Regions from separate parts of the Homo sapiens genome. Here regions 1 and 3 are each linked to region 2. Evidence: chromatin loops called from intact Hi-C (ENCODE). Cell type or tissue: dorsolateral prefrontal cortex. All regions are shown on one strand. Region 1 overlaps LOC105377547 (a long non-coding RNA gene). Region 2 has its middle 270 kb from the start of GPM6A-DT. Region 3 overlaps GLRA3 (glycine receptor alpha 3).

Region 1 (2,500 bases), 1.1 Mb before region 2:
TAGTGCCAGCTACTTAGGAGGCTAAGGTGAGAGGATTACTCGAGTGCCAGAGGTTGAGGCTGCAGTGAACTGAGATTGCACCACTGCTCTCCAGCCTGGGCAACAGAGTGAGATCCTGTCAAAAAAAAAAAAAAGAGAGAAATTGAAAAATTGAAATACAAAATGCTGGCCCCTCAGTAGAAAAATCAACATTTTGTTTTTAGAACTATTTTCAAGGGGTTATTGGGAGGGTGCCATAGGGCCATAGCCCTTCCCTTCTAGGCTGTAATTCTCCAACACGGGTGTCAGTTATTGAGTGGCTGGCAGCATAACAGGGAATCTTCCAGAAAGTTGGTGACTGATAAATATTGTCTGAATTAATGAGGATTTAACTCATTCTTTCTCAGTAATTCTCCTGCAATTCTCAGCTTGGTCAAACACCCCCTCTTCCAGACGTCCCTTGTTAGTCCAGATCCTTGTGACCACAGCAGTCAACCACAAAGTCACTGTGGTGGGAGAATTCTGACATAACTAGGAGTGCCTGGAAGAGGCAGAGGTTGATAGATGGTAACTTCCAGAAACCATACCACCAACTTCTCCATCTTCCAGTTAAGTAATTTGAAATAAATTTTTGAAAATGGGATGACTTCAGTATCCTGTTTGTATTTTCATAAAGAAGCACATCAAAGTATCTCATGCAAAATAATAATGATAGGATAATCCTTGGAATTTTAAACCATTTTGTCCAAAGAGTAGGGTTTTTTTTTAAGATTTCTCTAGAGAAATTCAATATTTAAAAAACATTGTTCAGCACATATGCTTGTTGAACAATCAGCAAAATAAAATAATATGTTGTCCACATTCAAAGCATTTTTGAAAGTTGTAGATAAGTATTTTTTAAATATTGCCATTGTTTTAAAAAATATTTGTTGATGTCCTGGTTCTTAGGGAGATATGCACTTAGCATATGAGTGTTCATGAATTTTAGTGTCATTATTGTTATTGCTATTATTACTGGTATTCTCATCTTTAATACTCTGCATTCCTCACCCTTCTACTTCTTACCATTATCCTTTTAGGTCCAATTGCAATCTTCCGTGGCTTGCTCCAAGCCTGGGTTTGGACTCATGCTGCTCCCTACACCCCCAAGTCCAGCAAGGGTTTTCTGTTGGAATTTACTTCCAGAAACCAAGTTTAAATCTTTTTCATCACTTCCTCTAACCAGTAGCTAAATGGGATCAGCAAAACTAACCCAACAGCCACTCTGCACACACTTTAACCTCCAATGAAGTTATGGCAGCTGGGTCTCCAGCATTGTGTCTAAGAGAGTCATGGGGGGAAGATGAAGAGAAGATGGGAAGAACGAAGTAGGTAGAAAGTTGATAAAGTTATGAAAGAAAGCAGAGTAAAGGTGGGCAAATGAATATGAGAAGGGATCTGTTCCCTACTGAAACTTAGGTCAGTGGTGGAGAAAAATATATGGAAAGGTGCAAGGGCCTAGTGAAGTAAACATGAGCACAGTCTCTTTTCTCCTAAGAGTCTTTCAGTTTTCCTTTCATTACATATTTTTCTTTTTGAAAATGACATCTCAGAAAATTGTCTTTTTTTTTTTCCCACGATGTCCTTGTTAGGTCTCTAGGATATGATACTAATATAAGAAAACCTATATAGTAAGATGTATTATGAGACCAAAGAAACCTAGTGGGTTATGTATTTCCTTTTGACTATTAGCTGTTGTGGCTGCACTCTGTGATGAAAATAGATCACATTGTGGAAAACACAGGATCATGGCAATATTAAAATGTTGCCTTTTTTTTTTTTTTGAGATAAAGTCTTGCTCTTGTCGCCCAGGCTGGAGTGCAGTGGTGCGATCTAGGCTCACTGCCACCTCTGCCTCCCAGATTCAAGTAATTCTCCTGTCTCAGCTTCCCGAGTAGCTGGGATTACAAGTGCCTGCCACAATGCCTGGCTAATTTTTCCATTTTTAGTGGAGATGGGGTTTCACCACGTTGGCCATGCTGGTCCTGAACTCCTGACCTCAGGTGTTCCGCCCCCCTTGGCCTCCCAAAGTGCTGGGATTACAGGCATGAGTCACCGCGCCCAGCCTGTTTTTAAAAATGTTGTTGATGTCCTGGATTCTTATGGAGATAAGCACTTAGCATATGAGTGTTCATGGGGTAAAGTATATTTGCTCTTAGTGCCTGTATTCGCTTGCTAGGGCTGCCTTAACAAGATACTACAGATTGGATGGGTTAAACAATGGTAAATTTTTGTGTCGGAGGTCCAGAGTCTGGATGTCTGAGACGAAGGTGTCGGCAAGGTTGGTTCCTTCTGAAGATTTTGGAGAATCTTCCATGCCTTTCTCCTAGCTTCTGGTGGTTTGCCCACAATCTTTGGCTTGTAGAAGCATCACCCCATGTCTGCCTTCATCTTCATATGGCATTCTCCCTGCATGTGTGTCTGTGTCCACATTTCCACTTTTTGTAATAACACTGGGCATATTGAAAGAGGGGCCTACTCT
Region 2 (2,500 bases):
CCTAAATAAATTTATCGCCCATACCTGATTTCTACTAAATAGTTCCATATGCACTTATCTCTTCCCTCTCCAAAGTTCTGTCCTTAATGAATTGTTACATTTAATTTGTCTGCTTTATCTCACTGATTTTATTTTAAATCTTGAAGGTATTACTTATATCTGCTACTTCCTTTTACCCTTCCATCACTCCTATGACAGTGCTGAATACACAATACAGAGTTCATTTATTTTCCCTTCCTTGCTGTTTCCCTTAGGATGAAAGAATAGTTAGTGTAGGAAAAATCACTATTTTGCTTTGAAAGAATAGTTAGTGTAGGAAAAATCATTATTTTGCTTTCAGACAAGAAATTGTGACACAGCAAATTTAAGCTGTTCGGCTATATTGAGTTAATCCCAGATATTAGTACGAGATGTTTATAAAAGTATGAGGGAAATGCATAATTTTTTAAAAATAAAATTGATCCTAAAGTAAAATTTAAGTTAGCAAAAGAAAATGATGTGCTAAATAGAGTGAAGAACTGAAGACAATATCTAAAATGACTAGAACTGACTTAAAAATCTGTTGGCGAAATATGGCTGACAAAAGTAGTATATAAAAGGGATAAAATTTTTAAAATACCAATTTTTAAAAACTACTAGTTTTGTCTTTTGGTATGGATTGCTAAATTCAAATACAATGACCTCTGTGCTTTTGGTATGGATTGCTAAATTCAAATACAATGACCTCTGTGCAAGACCTTCCTTCATTTCTTCTTCTACAGCTTCCTCATTTCTTAGTACTAACTCTAAGATAATTTATCACACTTCATAGTTAATCTGATCCTAGCTTTTGCAACCCTATTGATCTAGAAAGTAGATTTGACTGACCTGGCTGGGCAAAAAATTCACATTTCACTATTAAACTCTACTTAGACCTTCAGAAGTTGCAAATACGTACCTACCCAGATAGAGATGGGAACTATATCCAAATAGCTACATCAACATTAGAGAATCTCCATTAGTATTTATGCTTTTATTATTTATGTGGATGTCAGCTCCCCACAAGATGGTAAATTTCTTGAGTATGGGGTCATGTTTATTTATATCTGTGTGTTCAGTATATCACATAGTTTCATAACATGTTTTCTGTAGAAGCACAGGTTCTTAAGTAAGTCATACTTAAGTTAAAACTGTAATTCTGCTTGCTGGTCATATTACTTTGAGCTATCTAATTAACCCTCTTTTGCCTTAAAATTCATTCTGAATAAATGAGCAAAATAAAAACATCTATTTTCTTGGCTTACTGTGAGGATTAAAAGTGGTCATACATACAAAACACTGATACATCATGAAATCCAACAAAAGTCAGTGACTAATACTATTGTTATTTTTTTGTTGCTGAAATACAATAGAGAAATAGACAATTGTACTTAGTAAGAAAATTATTACATGATTTTAATAATTACTAGTTAAAAATAAATAAAATACAGAAGTAATGTCAGCAAGATGGCCGAATAGGATGTCCCCAGTTCACATCTCCCTTGACAAACAACAATCTGGCAGCCGTCCATGCATGAAAGTGTCTTTGTGAGAGCTTTGAGATCCTAGTAAGAGGTTGTGAAACCCTAGTCAAGCCCAAGAGTGAGGAGAGCCATTTTGAGAAGGCAGGGATCCACTGCTAAGATTGTTCAACATGGTCCCAGCTGCAGACTGAAAGCAACCCCATCTCTGTATAGTCTTGGACCCTGCCTCATTTGGAACGGTTCTGTGAGAAGCCCCATATGCCATACCTGTTCATGCCCCTGGTAGCAAGCCAACCAACCTTGAACCTGATGGCAGATCCTAAAGTAGCCCTGTGACCCAGCACCAGCCCTACTCTACCATGGAAGAGAATCAGTCCTGCAAATCAGGGGCCCAGCAATCCTAGTCTGTGGCCCCAGAACCAGGCCTGTTAACCTTGGTCCTGACTATGGACTCTGAAGCCGCCCTATGACTTGGTTCCAGCCATGCTTCACTGGGGTCCAAATACAGTCTTGCTCAACCATGGAACCAAGAGAAAACATGCCTGTTAGAATCAGTGCTAAGAGGCCCCACCAGCCTTAAACCCAACGGCAGACTCTGAAGCAGCCCTGTGACCCAGTTCCAGCTTCTCTAACATGGTTCCAGGGGAAGTTCTGCTTACCCACAGACTTGCCCAGGGAGGGACCTAGTGGGACCTTCTTAGGGATCCAGCAGGAGTCACATCCATCTCTGCCCCTAACACTGAGCCCACCATCTGTAAACTTGGCTGCAGACCTGGAAGAGACCTCATGACATGGCACAAGTCCTGCTCCACTGTGTTCCTGGAAGCAATTCAATTCTCCAGGTGATCCAGTAGGAACCATGCTAACCTGAGCCCTTGTAAAAGGCCTGGCAACAGTGGACCTCGCTACAGCCACATTACTTGGCTCCAGTACCACTCTACTGCAATCCAGAGGCAGTCCCATATATCCAGGGACCCAGGAGGATAAGGCTGAATCCA
Region 3 (2,500 bases), 760 kb before region 2:
AATAGAACAATTTTGGTACCCAGAAGGCTCCGTGGTACCTCCTCACAATCAGTTACCAACCACCTCCCACCCCTGACCAAAGATAGTCTATCAGAATTCAGAAGTCTTTTATCATCAGAATTGATTTTTTCATGTTATTGAACTTCATACAAACGGAAGTAATTGGTACATGTTCTATTGTGTTTGTTTTCTTTAGCTCATAATTATGTTTATGAGAAATATCCATGTTGTTGCTATGTAATATTCCATTGTCTCAATTGTGAAAATTAATGATGTGACTTGGGGTTATTACAGTCATACCCAACTAGATGGGAGTTAAGGACCATGGGGAAAAAGCACTCAGGTCACAAAGCTCCTGCTCCAGGAACTGTCTGGCAAGCCAGGCTGCAGAAATAACTTGCTATATCTTAAAACCCATTTTACCTAGTAACTGCTTCCATGTAACTGCTACCTTCCATGCCTCAAAGATTAGTTTACCTTCCACCAAGATTAGTTTTACCTACCACCATCACTCAACAATTACAGCTTGCCAAAGCTGGAAGAACTTGTCTAGGCCAATGAACTTTCTTTCAAAACATTTTACAAAACTTTTCTCTTAACCAATAAAACCCCAATCTTTTCTTTTGTTCTGTGGACACCCTGAAGACCAGCCAGGTCTGTGTGTATGCACCAAATTACAATTTGGTTTTTGCGTATATTTCCAAAGAAAACCTTTCTTTGCATTTGCATTTCTTTGCATTGTTAGACCCAACTTAACAAATGCTTTCATCCTGGCACATAAGCCTTATCCACAACTCATCATAGGTTTGCAGGAGCACACTTCATATAAAAGCCACTTAATGTGGAGATCTTAAGCTTCCCCTCATTGAAATAATCACGTGCTTCTTTTATCATCACAGTTTAAAAGGCAGGACAGATGTGCCTCTCTCGCCAAGACCATGTTCCCAAACAGTAATGATGGTAAACTAGTTTTATTTTTAATTTAATATTTTTAAGAACGGGAATTTCCAGTAGTTGTTAAATCATTATCTGTTTAAGAAGAATGTGAACTTGAAATAATTGAGGTGGAACAAGTCCTTAAAGAATCTCATTATGACTCATATATGAGGGTAATAAGGAAGTTAAAATGCTCATAATATTTGTAGAAAAAAGTTTGGTGACTATGTGTAAAATAATGAAACTGTACTCAAGTGAGAATGGTTGGTACTACATGAAATTAATCAGATTAACAATATTGGGAAAGGAGTTTAACAGCTAAAAAGAGATTTGAGTTTATATTGTTAAACTGCACACGCATTTTTTTAAATTTGTGCAAGAAAAATATGAAAAATACATTGTTTGAATTAACTTAATTAACAAAAAGTGGCCTAAAAAGTAGACTAATAGAGAAATTTTCCCAAGGATTAAAGAATAACCTCAAATGGGAGAGCTGTATTTAAAAGTGAGACATACCAGTTATAGACTAGACCAGCAGAGGGAGCTCAATATATTTAGCCAGTAAAGACATTGAAGACAGTTAAGATTCTTGTTAAGCAGACACATATGGAAGAGGATAATTACGTAGTTTTATTTTAAATATGAATTCTCAGACATAAATATATTCATTAATGATTACAGATAATTTGAGATTCCATCCTCTCAATTTTAATTGACTGCCTTAGTTGAATTCAATTATTCGTATTATAAGAACAGAAGTCAGCCTGTGCGACAGACTCCGTCTCAAAAAAAAAAAGAACAGAAGTAAACTATATTCAGCGTAAGAAGTGTGAATAAGTTTAAAAAATACATTAACACATATATTAGCATTTTTACTGAATTAAAAAAATACAGCAATAGAATAATGAGATAAAGTTTTGTTGTAGAGTCGTGATAGTGGACCCTGTGAATAAAATACAACAACTTAACCAAGTGGGAGCAAAACATTTTATGATTCTTATGATAGAAATATACTAACAAGTTCTAATTTTCTTTGTGCCTATATAGATGAACATCAAAATCACAGCTATTTTAGCTGATACCATTAAAAATTAATAAATATTGAATCTGATCATTTTAATGGAAATGATATATGTTTAGAAATTTGGAAGAATAAAAAGAAAAATACCAAGGTGGACATGATTAGGTTTGTAATACTTAACTTCTGGGATATTTGAACAATGTTCATTGACACTGCTTGAGACTGTGAAGAAGTGAGTGATAGATGCTCAAAGTGATTTCAAAAGGAATACATAATGATGGAGTATGTAGGTAAGGAAAGGCTTGCATGCTGAAGGAGAGAAATAAAACTTATGGTGAGAGTGTGTTTGCAATATCCTGCAAGCTTTTGCAGAATGCTATTCTATAAAGTCTGGCTAAATTGTTAAGGTAAGAAATTTAACTGGTGTAGCCATCTTATAGATTGTGTTATAACAGTTTTAGTGGTAGACTGATGAATTATGTCATAAAAAAGGCACTTTCAGAAAACTGGCAATCTTTAAGTCTTAATGGGAAGGAAATCTGC

Evidence for each region. Peaks named below come from ENCODE experiments on the same cell type or tissue, not always from the same donor. Only the 100,000 strongest peaks of a DNase experiment are listed, where the experiment ranks them.
Region 1: a loop joins it to region 2, with 4 times the contacts of the local background. A loop is called at or near these places in 27 of 110 quality-filtered maps.
Region 3: it touches region 2 in a loop (3-fold over the local background); 51 of 110 quality-filtered maps call a loop at or near these places.

The regions. Positions count from the first base shown.
Region 1 is chr4:174,373,534-174,376,033 of GRCh38, forward strand. All of the region lies in intron 2 of LOC105377547 (a long non-coding RNA gene), which reads left to right. Among named protein-coding and RNA genes, the nearest start is that of MIR4276, 49 kb to the right of the region's middle. RefSeq lists an enhancer at 1,814-2,372. In dorsolateral prefrontal cortex, no CTCF peak of the experiment used is centred here; no DNase peak of the experiment used is centred here.
Region 2 is chr4:175,519,658-175,522,157 of GRCh38, forward strand. No RefSeq gene overlaps it. Among named protein-coding and RNA genes, the nearest start is that of GPM6A-DT, 270 kb to the right of the region's middle. In dorsolateral prefrontal cortex, no CTCF peak of the experiment used is centred here; a DNase peak (open chromatin) is centred at 1,555.
Region 3 is chr4:174,762,836-174,765,335 of GRCh38, forward strand. The region is part of intron 3 of GLRA3 (glycine receptor alpha 3); the gene reads right to left. Among named protein-coding and RNA genes, the nearest start is that of GLRA3, 65 kb to the right of the region's middle. In dorsolateral prefrontal cortex, CTCF peaks have their summits at 1,477 (motif pointing right) and 1,677; no DNase peak of the experiment used is centred here.